Linked DNA regions of Homo sapiens: region 2 is linked to region 1. Evidence: chromatin loops called from intact Hi-C (ENCODE). Cell type or tissue: OCI-LY7. All regions are shown on one strand. Region 1 overlaps SNX29 (sorting nexin 29). Region 2 overlaps SNX29 (sorting nexin 29).

Evidence for each region. Hi-C counts contacts between places; a loop is a spot of excess contacts. Peaks named below come from ENCODE experiments on the same cell type or tissue, not always from the same donor. Only the 100,000 strongest peaks of a DNase experiment are listed, where the experiment ranks them.
Region 2: it touches region 1 in a loop (3-fold over the local background); 3 of 110 quality-filtered maps call a loop at or near these places.

Annotation. Positions count from the first base shown.
Region 1 is chr16:12,253,485-12,261,484 of GRCh38, reverse strand. All of the region lies in intron 14 of SNX29 (sorting nexin 29), which reads right to left. Among named protein-coding and RNA genes, the nearest start is that of SNX29-AS2, 120 kb to the left of the region's middle. RefSeq lists an enhancer at 1-132. In OCI-LY7, CTCF peaks have their summits at 508 (motif pointing right), 707 (motif pointing right), 3,031 and 3,231 (motif pointing right); DNase peaks (open chromatin) are centred at 724, 3,274, 5,354, 7,574 and 1 weaker place; H3K4me3 peaks cover 3,266 bases; H3K27ac peaks cover 7,113 bases.
Region 2 is chr16:12,318,295-12,326,294 of GRCh38, reverse strand. All of the region lies in intron 15 of SNX29 (sorting nexin 29), which reads right to left. Among named protein-coding and RNA genes, the nearest start is that of SNX29-AS2, 50 kb to the left of the region's middle. In OCI-LY7, no CTCF peak of the experiment used is centred here; DNase peaks (open chromatin) are centred at 3,082, 4,664, 5,854, 6,616 and 3 weaker places; H3K4me3 peaks cover 4,592 bases; H3K27ac peaks cover 7,594 bases.

The sequences.
Region 1 (8,000 bases):
CGCACACAGACCCGAGCTCAGCCAACACTCACTCCAGCGGGGGACACGTGCACAGACCGGAGCTCAGAGCAAACACTTACTCCAGCCGGGGACACGTGCACAGACCCGAGCTCAGCAAACACTCACTCCAGCCAGGGACGCACGCACAGACCGGAGCTCAGAGCAAACACTTACTCCAGCCGGGGACGCGCGCACAGACCCGAGCTCAGCAAACACTCACTTCACCCGGGGGTGCGCACACAGACCCGAGCTCAGCAAACACTCACTCCAGCCAGGGACGCACGCACAGACCGGAGCTCAGCAAACACTCACTCCAGCCGGGGACACGTGCACAGACTGGAGCTCAGGAACCACTCACTCCAGCCGGGGACTCATGCACAGATCCCACCTCAGCAAACACTCACTCCAGCCAGGGACTCATGCGCAGACCCCAGCTCAGCACACACTCACTCCAGCCGGGGACACGTGCACAGACCCGAGCTCAACAAACACTCACTCCAGCCGGGGGCGCGCACACAGACCCGAGCTCAGCAAATACTCACTCCAGCCGGGGGCGCGTGCACTGACCTGAGCTCAACAAACACTCACTCCAGCTGGGGACGCATGCACAGACCCAAGCTCAGAGCAAACATTCACTCCAGCCGGGCACACGCACACAGATCTGAGCTCAGCAAACACTCCCTCCAGCCGGGGGCGCATGCACAGACTGGAGCTCAGCGAACACTCACTCCAGCTGGGGGCGTGTGAACTGACCTGAGCTCAACACTCACTCACTCCAGCCGGGGACGCGTGCACAGACCCAAGCTCATAGCAAACATCCACTCCAGCCGGGGACCTGGCTAAGAAAGCCCTGGAGAGCAAGCAGACGGAGAAGGTGGAACGCACTCCAAGAGACCAGGAGGACATGGATGCCCCCACCCCACATGAGAGAAAAGAGAAGCTCAGAAGGCAAAGACAAATCATCTGCAAGGGGCTGGGCTTTGTGGAGAGACTTCTAGACAACAACAGATAACATGGGCCAGCGCCTCAAGCCGCATGGGAAGGAAGCCCAAAGCCAAGAATACAAAGTCCTCAAGGAGCACCAGGCGCACAACAGATGAAGGATGAGAAGGAAGACGGTAACAGGGAGGTTAAAAGAACAACAAAAATCTCACACAATTCATGTTGGAAATCCAGAATGTATCCCTGCTCCAGGAACCTACAAGGAAAACAATGTCAAGGCTGGAACAAGGACGCCTGTAGCACCAGCAGAAGAGGACTCATCATCCCTGAAACCCAAGGTCAAGGCAAAGTCTCATGTTTCAAGGGGATAAAAAAGATAGGTTTAAAAAAGAAATCACGTTGAAAGCTCACTTCCCTTATGAATTCTGAAGAATGCCATAGGGTCAGGTCACAATGGAGAGAAAAAAGGGGTCACAGAGAAGTGCCTGTGAAGCCTCAATGTGGCAGCTGTCTCCTGCAGGAACAGAAGAGAAGACTGGAGGAACGTGGCCGCGCATCAGCAGGAGCAAAGACCTGAGCGGCTGCATTCATGGGGCAGAGGCAGAGGCAGCGGGGGATTAGGGGGTGGCAGGGCACTTTGGATGTGGCGGTGATCTGAGCAGAGAGGTCCATTATATCAGCAGGGCTCAAAGGGGGACCCTGAACCACGCTCATCAAAGTCACATGGGGAGGGCTGGGAGGGAAGGGGAAACTTGTTACAATGCAGATTCGTGGGTCTCGGTTCCCAGAAACGAATTCCGTGGATCGGAGACGAGGGCCAGGAATCTGCATTTTAATAACTATCCAGGGTGATTTTGATGTACCTTACAGTTTGAAGACTAGCATTAGGTGATGAGAAAATGTCCCAAAGGTAAGAAAAACTAGAAAATAGGAAGACAATCATATTCAAGGGCTCTCATCCATAAAGCCACACGTGACCCTGGGCTGGCTTCAATCCGCTCCTCAGTCCTCTGCGCCACAGCTCTCATAAAAGCTGCGGGGAGCCAGGTGGGGGCTGCGGGCTGGAGGAGGCAGAGAAACATCCCAGCATCCCCCTCACCCAGCAGAACTAGGGCTTGCTCAGGCTGGAGGCAGGGGCAGAGAGGAGGAGGACACCTTCTTAGCCAGTGGCTACACCAAGCCAGCACAGCCAATGCTGCCTCCTCTCAAAGACGGGGTAGAACGAGCAGCCAGGTGGCCCAGCTGTAATCACGCTGTATTTTAAACGATTCCCATGTACACCTGGAAGCGGAGTGCATTTTTTTTCCCCACGTTGAGAAGGAGACCTTGACAAATCGGAACGATATAATAAATGACAAACCAGAGGCTATTTCAAAAGCCCACGGAGATGATGTACAGCCTAGACAACTTCCCGGAAAATCTTAATTATGTCTAGGAAGCCAAAGCAAGGAAGCTCTGGGGAAGCAGAGGGCAGGAGAGAGAGGAGGGGGAATCTGGGGAGGGAGGCGTGGCACTCCTGCCAGAGGGCTGAATCCAGCTCTCTGTCTGCTGATGGAACAACTCTTGTCTACGGAGGATCTCTTTGTACCAGGCTATCATAGTGAGAGAGAATGACACAAGACACAAGTCCTCCTCCGACAGAGACTCAGGGAAATTTCCCAAGGGAGGCTGGAAGTCCTCCTTGGTGTCTCATTATATATTAGATAAAAAATAACAACGCTCTCCACACTGGGCACCTTTAACAGAGGAGACGTCTGATTCAGGAACTACCTCACAAACCCTTACAAGTTCCACGTTTCCTCTGAGCTACTAAGATGGAAAGGCAGCGAAGTACCATTCACTCTCCAAGAAGGCTCTGGAATTCTGATGCCACCACTGCATTTGCTGCCCCAGTATATACATTGTGAGCGACTGCCATGGGTCAGGGCCCTGGGACCTGTGGGGAGTGGAACATGAGAGACAGTTCTGCTGAGCACTTACATCTGGCTTGCAGCAAATGAGCAGATAAGTAAGGAGAATTTCCGGGAGTAACAATTTCTATGCAAAACATACACTGGAGAGGGTGCCTCAGGAGAGCTCCTGCAGACATGGAGGCTGGGCCTCTGTGGGGAGACCTCAACCACACAGAGAACTGACTGACTCGAAGCTCCATCATGGGGCTATCACGGGGGGAATGTTCTGGCAAAGGGAATGGCAAGTGCGATGACATGGGAACGCGGGACTTCTTCCGGGAACAGAAAGGCCACTGTGACTGAAAGAAGGTACACACAGAGACGAGGTGACAGGTCAGAGCAGGACGGCAGGTGGCGGCAGATGACACGGGGCTGGAGGCTGCAGGGGAAACTTCATATCTTATTCTCAGGATGAGGCAAAGCTGTTGGAGGCCTTTCATCAGGGGAGCTGGGAGCTGTGACCTGTTTGCTGATTGCTAAACCACTCTGGCTGCTGTGTGAAGAGCAGACTGCACAGGAGCCAGGATGGAAAGCAGGTGACCAGCTCAGAGCTACAATAGCATCCCAGGCAAAGAGACTCTGGGGGCCTGACCCAGGCGATAGCAGTGAGGACAGTCACAAATGGCCATTCATCTCCAGGGTATATTTTGGAACTGGCAGGACTGGCTATAGATTGTAAATCAGAGACAAAGTCTGCGGAAAAACACAGGATGACTCCCAGATTTCTGGTTTGAGCAACCAAGAGGTGGCATTTATGAGTGGGTGCTGGGTGCGGTGGCTCACATCTGTAATCCTAGCACTTTGGGAGGCTGAGGTGGGAGGACTACTTGAGATCAGGAGTTCGAGACCAGCCTAGGCAATGCAGAGAAACCCTGATGCTACAAAAAAAAAAAAAAAAAATTTTAAATAAGCCGGGCATGGTGGTGCGTGCCTGTAGTTCCAACTTCCCAACTACTCAGGAGGCTGAGGCAGGAGGATCGCTTGATCCCAAGAGTTAAAGGCTTCAGTGAGCTATAGATGTGCCATTGCACTCCAGGCTGGATGGCAGAGCAAGACCCTGTCTCTCTTAAAGAGAGAGAGAGAGAGAGATGCTAGTGGTAGGCAGAATGGCCCCCAAAGATGCCCATGCCCCAAAGATGCTGTGAATATGTTGCTGCACATAGCAAGAGACTTTGCAGATATAATTAGAGTTACAGACCTTGAGATAGGAGAGTATACTGGATTACCTGTGTGAGCCCAATCTAATGACGTGAGCCCTTAAAAGCAGAGAATGCCCTCCAGTCGAAAGCAGAAGAGAGGGATGGCAGAAGACAACCACAGAGGAGAAGCAGGAGAACAGGAAGTCGGATTCCAAGAATGAAAAGGACTCAACATGCCATTGCTTGTTCTGGGTTCTGGGGGCCTCCAGAGCTCAGGGCAGCCCCCAGCTGAGAGCCAACCAGAAGCGGGAACCTTAGTCATTCAGCTACTCGGAACTGGATTCTGTCAACAACGGAATGAGCAAGGAAAGGAATTCTCCCCTAGAGTCTATGGAAACAAATACAACCCTGCCACCACCTCATTCAGCCCATTGAAATCCACGGCTTCTGACCTCCAAATCTGTAAGATAATTTGTTATCAGCCATTTGTTGCCACACCAAAAGAAAACTAATACAGTGGGGAAGACGGTGGAGAAATTGAAGTTTTGGTGGGAAAAGCAGATGTTCTGCTTTAGCTATCATAAGTCCAAGTGGAGGAGGCCAGTAGACCAATGGTTGTGAGCATGTGGAACTAAGCAGAGCCATCAGTGGCCATTCCTGCCTCTTTCACCGTGATTCCCAGTAAAATGGAAATCCCACGTACCCAGGAACTCTGTCTTGTTCCCCATTTTAAGTCAGATAGTAGCCTGGTACCTGGCACATAGCAGGCACTTCATAAACAACTGCTGAATGCTGATTGTCTCTCTTCAAAAAAAATTCTCAGGAGGCCGGGCGCAGTGGCTCACACCTGTAATCCCAACACTTTGGGGGCCGAAGCAGGCGGATCACTTGAGGTCAGGAGTTCAAGACCAGCCTGGCCTACATGGTGAAACCTCGTCTCTGCTACAAATACAAAAACTAGCCGGGCATGATGGTACACGCCTGTAATTCCAGCTATTCAGGAAGCTGAGGCAGGAGAATCGCCTGAACCAGGGAGGCAGAGGTTGCAGTGAGCCAAGATCTGCATGACAGAATGAGACTCCACCTCCAAAAAACAAAAATTCTCAGGAAACCATCAACAGAGTGAAGAGACAACTTACCAAATGGAAGAAACTGTTTGCAAAATAGGTCTGATAAGGGGTTAATATCCAAAATATACAAGGAACTCAAACAACTCAATAGCAGGAAAATATAACCTGATTAAAAAATGGACACAGGATGCAAATAGACATTTCTCAAGGAAGACATCCAAACGGCCAACAGGTGTATGACCAGCTGCTCAACATTACCAATCATCGGAGAAATGCAAATCAAAACCACAATGAGATAGCACCTCACACCTGTTAAGATGGCTGTTATAAAATAGAAGAAAGATAAATGTTGGTGAGGACTGGGAAAAGGGAACCCTTGTACACTGTGGGTAGGAACGTAAATTAGTACAGCCGTTATGGAAAACAGCATGGAGGGTCCTCAAAAAACTAAAAATAGAGCTGCCATATGATCCAGCAATCCCACTACTGCATATTTATCCAAAGGAAATGAAACCAGTATGTCGAAGAGTTATTTATCTGCACTCTCATGTTTATTGCAGCACTATTCACAATAGCCAAGATACAGAATCAACCTGTGTCCATCAACAGATGAATAAACAAAACGTGACGTATATACACAATGGAAAGCTACTCAGCCTTAAAAAAGAAGAAAATCCTGTCATTTGTGATGACACGGATAAACGTGGAGGATATTATGCTAAGTGAACTCAACCAGGCACACAAAGACAAAATACCACATGATCTCACTCATATGGAATCTTATGAGCATAGAAGCAGAGAGCAGAATGGTGATTACCAGAGGTTGGGGTCGGGGCAGGGGAGAGATGGGGGGATGCTGGTCAAAAAGTACAAAGCTTCAGTTGGACAGGATGAATGAGTTCTGGCGGGTTAGGGGACAGCATGGTGGCTGTAGTTAAGAATACTGGACTGTTAGCAGAACAAAGTGGCTCACACTAGCCTGGTTAATATGGCGAAACCCTGTCTCTACTAAAAAAAAATTAGCCAGGCATGGTGGTGGGTGCCTGTAATCCCAGCTACTCGGGAGGCTGAGGCAGGAGAATCACTTGAACCCGGGAAGCAGAGGTGGCAGTGAGCCGAGATCACGCCATTGCGCTCCAGCCTGGGCGTCGCACCAAGACTCAGTCTCAAAAAAATAAAAAAATACAGGATTGTTTCCTTGAAAATTGTGAAGAGATTATATCCTAAATGGTCTCAACACCAAAAAAAAGTATGTGAAGTGATGAATATGTTTATTAACTTGATTTAATCATTTCACAACGTACAGATCAAAACAGCACATTGTACACCATAAAGATACACAGTTGTTGTCAATGATACTTCAATACAGCTGATGGGAAGAAACAATTCCTGCTGCACGTCCCTGCCATTACTGCTGCATTTCCTTACTCCTGTCTGCAGCCAACCTCCTGGAAAGAGCTGTCTCCACTCGCCCTCTCCAGCCCCTCTCCTACTCTCTCATCAATGCTCTGCAACTCAGGCTCTCACCCCTGCAGTCCACTGGCTAGGTCTTGACAATGCCACCAATGGCTGCCACCAGATGACTCAGGGGACCAACTGCGCTTGCCTCATTTGCCCCATCGGCAGCCACAACACAGCTGGGCTCTCCCCTCCTGCAAGCACACTCTCACGTGGCTTCTAGGACTCTAGGAGAGTCTTGTCTCCTCCCTGGTCAGTCCTTCACCTTTTTTTTTTTTGGAGATGGAGTCTCTGGTGCTCTGTCACCCAGGCTGGAATACAGTGGCGCAATCTCAGCTCACTGCAACCTCTGCCTCCCGGGTTCAAGCGATTCTCCTGCCTTAGCCTCCCGAGTAGCTGGGATTACAGGTGCGCACCACCACGCCTGACTCATTTTTCGTATTTTCAGTAGAGACGGGGATGGCCAGGCTGGTCTCAAACTCCTGACCCCAAGTGATCTGCCCGCCTTGGCCTCCCAAAGTGCTGCATTACAGGCGTGAGCCACTGCGCCTGGCCTCCTTCTCCATCTCTTTTGCTGGTATCTCCTTTTTTCCACATCTTAATGTGGGAGGGCCACAGAGCTCAGTCCTGGCCCACCTACACTCACTCTCTCAGAAACGTTATCCAGTTTTGGGGCTTTCAATACCCTCAATGTGTTCCATTCGGTATTGTGGGCCCCGGCATACTAACTGAACTCTTGATACCCACGTTCCTTCTGTCTCTCCGTAGATGTTCAGATAGCTCACACTCAACATGCCTGTACCCAAGCTCCTGCTCGGCCCCCACAAAGCCATCCCCATCCTGGTTAGCAGCCTCCCTCCACATCCTTCTGGCTGCTCAGGACAATGCCCTGGAGGCATCTGGTACTGCTCTCACTCACACCTCACAGCCCGTGTTCCTGGAAATCCTTCCAGCTCCAGCATCCACATAAGGCCAGGGGCAGGCCACTTCTTACCATTCTCACTTCCCCAACTGGTCCCAGCCACCACCGCCTTGTGCCTGAGCTCCTATAACCACCTGCCAGCTCTTCTCTGCCTCCACCCCTGCTCCCACACTCCAGTCTCCACACAGCAAACTTCCAAAACCCTAACTCAGAGGCCACCCCTCCTTTGCTCACAGTCCTCCAGTGGCCCCCTTCTCATTCCCACCTGCGGCCAGCCTCCCTGCCTACCAACCTCACCAGGCCCCAGGGGATGTGACTGTCTGAAGCCTCTGTGGCTTCTCCGCCTCCTCTCTGCCTTGCTGCCTCCTTGGTGTTCCTTGGACGCAACAGGCACACCGCCACCATCCCCCTGCCTGTGTTCACATGGCCAGTGCCCCCTTGGCAACTCTGTGCTCAGGCAACGCCTTCTCAACAAAGTTCATCCCGACTCACTTAAAGTCATGATCTCCCCACACTC
Region 2 (8,000 bases), 65 kb before region 1:
CACCTGTAATACCAGCACTTTGTGGGGCCAAGGCGGGCAGATCACCTGAGAGGTCAGGAGTTCAAGACCAGCCTGGCCAACATGGCGAAACCCCATCTCTACTAAAAAATATACAAAAATTAGCCAGACGTGGTGGCACGTGCATGTAGTCCCAGGCACGAGAATCGCTTGAACCCGGGAGGCAGAGGTTGCAGTGAGCCAAGATCGCACCACTGCACTCCAGCCTGGGCACCAGAGTGAGGCTCCATCTCAAAAAACAAGAAAAAAAGACAGGGTCTCCCTCTGGTGCCCAGGCTGGAATGCAGTGTGTGATTACAGCTCACTGCAACCTCGACCTCCTGGGCTCAAGCAATCTTCCTGCCTCAGTCTCCCTGAACAGTCGAAACTACGGGTACATGCCCCCACACCCAACTAATAGCTTTAAAAAATTTTTAGAGACAGGATCTTGTTGTGTTGTCCAGGCTGGTCTTGAACTCCTGGCCTTAAGCAATTCTCCTGCCTTGGACCCTCAAAACATTGGGATCACAGGCATAACCCCCTGTGCCTGGCCAAAAATTATATTTAAATATAATCCCGCTGATAAAATAAGGAGCAAATCTACTTCTCTGTATATTCTTTTGTTCTCAGAAATTGCCAAGATGTCAACCTCACACAAGATAATAAATAAGAAGAACCAGCAAAGTGCTTCCAAATATTTAATTAATGCATTTTATCTGCTTCACTACCTGAGAACAATGGGCCACAGGTTGGAAGAGCAAGTCTAAACTTCAGCAATGAGTTCTTGCTTTTATAAAATGCTTGTCACAACCTTAATATTACTTAAATGTAGTTTTTTCCCATTATTGTTAATTAGGTTTTCCCTAACAGTCGGAATCACAATTAACCTTCAAATAAGAGCTGCCAGAATGCATTTAAATAATTTTCGCAAAGGAAACCTCTTCTACCTGGCATTGGCTTTTCAATCCTTCCTCTTAGGCGGTTTCCTTGTCAAATTAAAATCTGTTATGATACCATGCAAATAAATGTCTGTGACATTCCAACATTTCTGCTCTTTCTTAAAAATGCCTTTCAGAGGGTCACACTGGAAGGGCTATAGTCAAAATGCAGACATTTCAGATTTCTATTCTTTCTTGCCATTAGGGAGGGGCCTGCAGAAGTAGAGATGGGATACATTGCTAGCGAAGGGCAAAATTTTGCAAAGGAAAGTCAGTTAAAAACTGGGGGCAGTTACATTGTTTTCTGTCTTTCACAAGGCTGTCGTTCTACAAGATTGCTGTAATATACCCATCACTGTGGAGAATTATATAAAGGGCCAGTGGGAGAAAAAACCCTCCTGAGTAAAGCCACCCAAGAGCTTGCGTCCCGGTTGAAACGCTGTTTTTATTGTCATTGTTCTAATTTCCCTGGGTATCTTTCATTACCTAGTGGAGTTTGGGGGCTTCAGAAGTGGGTGTTTGGGTAGCCTGGGAGGTTTCGGTTTTCAGCAACCTCCCAGATAGATGGATTGCTGGGTCAGGAGGCCCGTTTGTCAGCTCTGAGCTGTGTTCATGGCACTGTTTATCATCAAAGGGACTAGGAGATGGGCTGGGGGCCGAGAATAGAGCTTTAAAGTCAACAATGCAGGTAGCAGGAGAGGGGAAGGGGATCAATTCACAAATGGGCTTAGACCAGAGGTTGCAAACAGGTTTTGCTCACCCAGTACAATTTTAAAAAAGAAAACATTGACAGGCACAGTGGCTCAGGCCTAGAATCTCAACACTTTGGGAGGCTGAGGCAGAGGATCGCCTGAGCCCAGGAATTTGAGAACAGCCTGGGCAACATGGCCTGACTCCATCTCCACAAACAAACAAACAAACAAAAAACAGATGCCAGCACTGAAATGCCAAGAGCATTTCCACAGGGCGAGAATCAGCTGGAGAGGAGAAAGGTCATCCTGTTTGGACACTCCTGTCTTCCTCCCAGTCCTCCTGGGACTTCATGCCTCATTATACCACTGGCCTGGAACTTGCTGGCATCCAAGTTGCCTCTGCAGCACCGAGAGACCAGTGGTGATGGGCTGCTCAGTTTTCTGAGGCTCCAAGGATGCTGTCCTCAATGTAAACTCATGGGACCCCCCCAAAAGCCCATGGAATGACCCCCAAAAATGCCTAGAACAGGTCCCAGTCTCATGTGAAAGTTTATAATCACATGAGGAAACAAACCCCAGCACACTGCGATGGTCCAATCTGGGTCTCTGCAGACTGGCTGGATCTCAGGCCCCATGGATAAATTGAGGGAGTACGTCATATTCTTCTCTAGGATCAGTTTGATCACAGAACACTTACAATCAATCTCTATATTTTCAAATTGAAAATATTCCTTAAAAAGTCTGGAACAGTTTAAACAACAACTTAAACCAGTAATAATAAAAGTTAGTACTTAACAACTGCATGTCATACATGAAGACATTTGAAAATACTGCTCCATCTAGTCCCAACATCTCTGGGAGGGAGGTCCACATCACAGATGAAGAAGACGAGGCACAGGGAAGGGATAAAAATGGCACTCAAACTCCAGGCCACCTGGCTTCAGTGCCCACACCCTTAATCACCCCACCAGTGTCTCCCCAAGCATGGAACTCGGAAACCAAGATGGTTTTCTGTGGTGCCTGGATACGACAGTGAACAATGCTGGATGCCAGACAAAGCTTTTCCCTTTCTCATGCCTTCTCAGTCTTTCAAGTCGAGGCTCATCTGCCTTTGCCTGCTAACCTTTGTTCACCATTTTTTTTTTTTTTTAAAACCTCTAGGCAGACTACAGTGGCTGACTAGACACTAACCTACTGTTTTGTATTCATCATGGTACTTTTGAAGTTATTTTTCTATTGATGGCAAATGATGCTCGTTTTCTTTACAAATGAGTTTACTTTAGGTAAAAAGTGAGAGAAAATTTAAAGAAAATATTAAATCAGTAGTGGTGGGCAGACAGCACAACTCACGACTGGAGAAAAGGAATGACTCAAAGTAACGACATTAAAATGCCACAGCACAGAAATGACTCTAGTGACTCCAGTGACCACATCCTGACAGTGGTCCCCGGTGACTCCAGTGACCACATCCTGACAGTGGTCCCCGGTGACTCCAGTGACTCCAGTGACCACATCCTGACAGTGGTCCCCAGTGACTCCAGTGACCACATCCTGACAGTGGTCCCCGGTGACTCCAGTGACCGCATCCTGACAGTGGTCCCCGGTGACTCCAGTGACCGCATCCTGACAGTGGTCCCCAGTGACTCCAGTGACCGCATCCTGACAGTGGTCCCCGGTGACTCCAGTGACCGCATCCTGACAGTGGTCCCCGGTGACTCCAGTGACCGCATCCTGACAGTGGTCCCCGGTGACTCCAGTGACCGCATCCTGACAGTGGTCCCCAGTGACTCCAGTGACCGCATCCTGACAGTGGTCCCCTAGTGACCGCATCCTGACAGTGGTCATCAGTGATTCCAGTGACCATATCCTGACAGTGGCCCCCTACTGACTGCATCCTGACGGTGGTCCCCCAGTAACTCCAGTGACTGCATCCTGACGGTGGTCTCCAGTGACCAAGTCCTGACGGTGGTCCCCAGCGACCGCGTCCTAATGGTAGTCCCCAGTGACTGCATCCTAATAGAGGTCTCCAGCACAGGATGCTTGAGATGATCCCCAAGTTACCCAAAGGAGTATTAGAACTCCACCTTAGTTTCTATTCATCATCTTTAATAAGTTCCTGATTTTTGTTTTGTATATTATAAAGAATCTATGTACACTACAAACAAACAAATGTATATTGCAGTAACCCACAATTCTTTTTAACAATTGGATATGTGATCAGAGAAGTTTCTCAAATCCAGGACTAGACTCTGTACTTTACATGGGACAGAATCCCAAGAGAACTGTCATGAACACTAGGTGCTGGAGTCCAGGGTCCCCTCCCTGCCCTCTCTTGCGATAGCCCCTGATTTCCACCAGAGACCCTATGCAGTTCTGGGCAAGCTGACTCCTCGCCCAGCTCCAGCGTGGAACACAGGATGTAGGTTAGGCCACTCAGGGAGTTCTCCCCACTCCCATCACTAGCGTGACTGGCCTTATGGGTTCTACCCTAGGTCCCCTGCTTAGGACGCAGGGACAAGCATTTGTTCTCAACCTGCAGGTAGGGAGAAGCCTGGCACTGTTGGAGCCATTTTTCCTCCAGTGAAGGGAACCAGGTAGGACTGTGTCACGCAGACACAGGACCGGGACCCCGACGACAGCCTGAACCTCCTCTGGAATCCCCCCTTACCTGGACTTCACCATCACGTGAACCACGACAGGTGCTTTGATGTTTGAGTCAGCCAGAATCGGGGCCCTAACTAACACAAATCCCAAAGCTCATCCACGCTGGGCCACCTCCCTGGCACAGCTGTGATATCCCCGGCTCTCTGTCTTCCCCACCCCACCAAGGAAGTCCCATCAGGACCTGTGCTCTTTGAGTGGGTGGTAGCATGTGTTTGTCCTCTGAGAACTAGATCTATGACTCTTACACCTGCCATCTGTTTGGGCCCAAGTTTCTTCTCCCCGGGGCCCTCATAAGACCTGGGTATCCACAGGCTGGTTGGAGGCCCACTTACACACTCACTCCAGCGTGCGCTTTCAGCCCAGCTCTCAGCGCCCTCTTTGAGCTCATCTGCTCACTGGAGCTCATCCCCTAATCTCTCAACCACCTGCACAGCTCCAAAAACAAAGCACTCCTCCCCCCGCTCTCTCAAAGGCTCTGCAACAATGTTCCACGGAAGAAAGAAATAGCTATGACAGATGACGTCATATGCCCTTGACACAGGTCACCTGTCCTCACTCCCAGGCCTGGCCTGGGAATCACTGTGATTCCAGAGGTGGAAGTGTGGGGGCTAAATTCTGAAAGGCTGAGATGTTTTTCTCTAGCTAGGTCGGACTGGGTTTGGGAAGTCATTCCTCCAGGACACAGTGAACCTACTCCAATGGAGTGTCCCTGTTCTGAGGGGGAGGGTGGCCGCTGGAGAAGACAAGGTGGCTTTGGTCCCTGCGTGGGGAACTAAGGGGGACTATGAGGTCTGAGCAGGAGTGGTAACTGTGGTGGGGTGAGACTGGGATGTGGTAGGAACAGAGCAGTGTGGCAGCTGACAGAAGGGACACTCTGGAAGTCATGGGGAAGCTGAGACCTGGAGGAGGCAGCGGAGGGAACCGGGATGGTGGTAAGGACCTCCTGGAGGAGGCTAGATGAGGAGGGTGAGGATTTTCTTCAACAGGTTGTGCTCAGGCCTTATCGCCTCAGTCCTGATTTGCTCTATGGACAGATAACGAAAAACAAACGTGTTGCTTTTTTCTGTTCTTGTTTATCAACATTTAAACACTGCCGCCATCCTTTTAAGCACCCAAATGTGGGACCTAAGGCAACCTCAGGTCCCAGATTTGCTTAAACTCCCAATTGCCTTTTCATCTAAAGAATTGGAACACGATTCTGATTAGATCACAACTCTTGAGTTTGGAAGGAAGAGTCAGTGTCATTTTGTCACAATGCATGGTGATGTTGTTCTCTTATCGGCCTCATTTATCTAAACTGAGTTCCCTGAAATTGGTCTATGCTGGAGTGATCTTAGTTTCCCCAGCACATGACACACTGCCTGGAACACAGTGGGCAATTCAGAACATTCTAGAAGGGATGAGTGAGGGATCACTCACATCCATACACAAACACACACATGGTTAATCTTAAGTATTCTCCAGTGAGGTCACCAAAAAAGCACCAGTAACGTGTCACGGTTCCCAGCCTCTGACCTCTGCTTCCCACAGCTTGGGGCTGATGATGGTGGCTGAGCGCTTCCTGTCTTCACATTCATTCAGGACAAAAATAAATACCTGCTACGCACCAGCCCCCATGCTGGGCACAGGCATTGCGGCAGGAAGACAGGCATGGTTCTGGCTCTCGGTGACTCTCCTGCAGTTCCTTCCAAGCCCCTTCCAATGGCAGGGCTGGTGCACAGGCTGTGCCCTCTCTGCCTGCTATGCTCCTGCCCAAGTCTCCAGCTGCCTGGCCCCTTCTCATCCTGGAAGGACACCTGCACAGAGGGAGACCTCCCCCTGGGAAGTCAGGGTCGGCCCTTTACTCTGTCTCTCAAGCGTACTATGTCTTAGCACAGTAGTGATTACTTTGTTCATCTCTCTCCTTAGGACCCATCTGTGTCTGCCCCACTGGAAGGTGACTGCAGAGAGGTGGCAGCTCCCCAGGAGCAGGGAGACCAGTGACGAGATGCAGCCACGTCCAGCCAGGAGCTGTCAGGCAAGGCTTCCTGGAACCCGCATTTCCACAACCTACTCGGGTTTCTTCCCATGTGGGAGGCTGAAGAAACCTGCCACCAAGGAACTAATTATGGCTGAGCCCGAGCAGTTCTTGCCTTCCAGGAAATTTCCAAGAGAAAGGGTGTGCATCCCTCCCCCTTCCTGCTTTGAAGTCTCCATAGTTAACAAAGCTGCAGTGATACTGACCACCTGGGGCTGTGGTGTGGATCTGGGCTGAGCTGCTCTGGGCACACAGAGCCCAGAGCACACTACAGAGAGCTATGGCCGAGACAATCTTCTCTCCTCCTGGCGGGTCAGTTTCCTGGTCTGTGAAACCAGCCCTCCTCATCACTACCTCACTCCTTGCCAGGATGATTTAACACAACATCACAGATCAACAGTCTGGCTCACCGCCAACAGGTACTCAACAAATGGCAGCTGGAAACACTGTATTTTTATATGAGTGTCTCTGAAGAGGTGGGATAGGAGTCCTAATTTTTTCTTAAGACAGGGTCTCGCTCTGTCACCCAGGCTGGGGTGATCATAGCTCATTATAGCCTCAGTATCCTGGACTCATGCAATCCTCTCACCTCAGCCTCCCCAGTAGCTGGAACTACAGGTATGCACCATCATGCCCAACTAACTTTTTACTTTTGTAGAGACGGTCTATGTTGCTTGGGCTGGTCTCGAACTCCTGGCCGCAAATGATCCTCCCACAGTGCTGGGATTGTGGCAGGCCAGTTCTCACTAACACAGGCCTCTATAACAATTGTGTCAGCACTGACTGAGTGGTTAAGTTAAATATTAAAAGCTGAGAGAGCTACTGCCCTTATACAAGGGCTGGAATGTAACAAAAGCCCACCCCTAGTTGTGCCCAGGCCTTTCCTGGGCCTTGAAGCATGACAAGATAACGAAGGATTAAACAAGTTTTACTGGGGATGTGAAGAAACTCCCCAGGCCTCCACAAACAAGTTTACTGGGGGTCTGAAGGGACTCCCCAAACCTCCATGATTTAGCAGGAGACAAGATAAGGGTAATCACGCCCACACCTGGACCCATTTAGATTAAGTAAATTTACTGAAGCTCTAGAGGAAGGTCTTCAGGACTCAGACCTTAGTCATAGACTAGAAGAAGCTGATCACTTAGGTCTCTAGAGGAATGCACACTTACACGTGGACACGTAGCTTAGAAGGTATGTAAGCTCCGGGAAACTTTGTAATTTTGAGTTGGTCTGCAGATAATTTCTAAGCCTTCTCCCTGTACCTCGTTACAGAAAAAAAAAAAATTCTTCTCTTCCCAGTTCATCTGCATCTTGTTATTGGGCCATAAGAACAAGCAGCGCAACCCTCGGTTTGGTCCAGGAACAGGATTACAGGCATAAGCCACCGCGTCCAGCCAGGAGCCCTAAATTTTTAAACAGCCCTGACTACTGTCCTGGTTCTACCTGTGAGTTGCTCACTCTTCCCCACCAACAGAGGATGGGAATGAAGCTGCCGGGTTCTGCCCTCCCAAGTCATGCCTCCCTCCATGCTGAGTTTGTATCCAAGTCACGTTCCCGACTCTGACCGGAGGCAGAAAGCCAACACTCTCTACCTGCTGGTTCCCATCCGGCAAACGATGCATCAGCAAGAAGGCAAAATACCCAGAGAAAATTTTGAGTCACGATGCCAAAGGGGCCTCTGGGCAGAAAAAC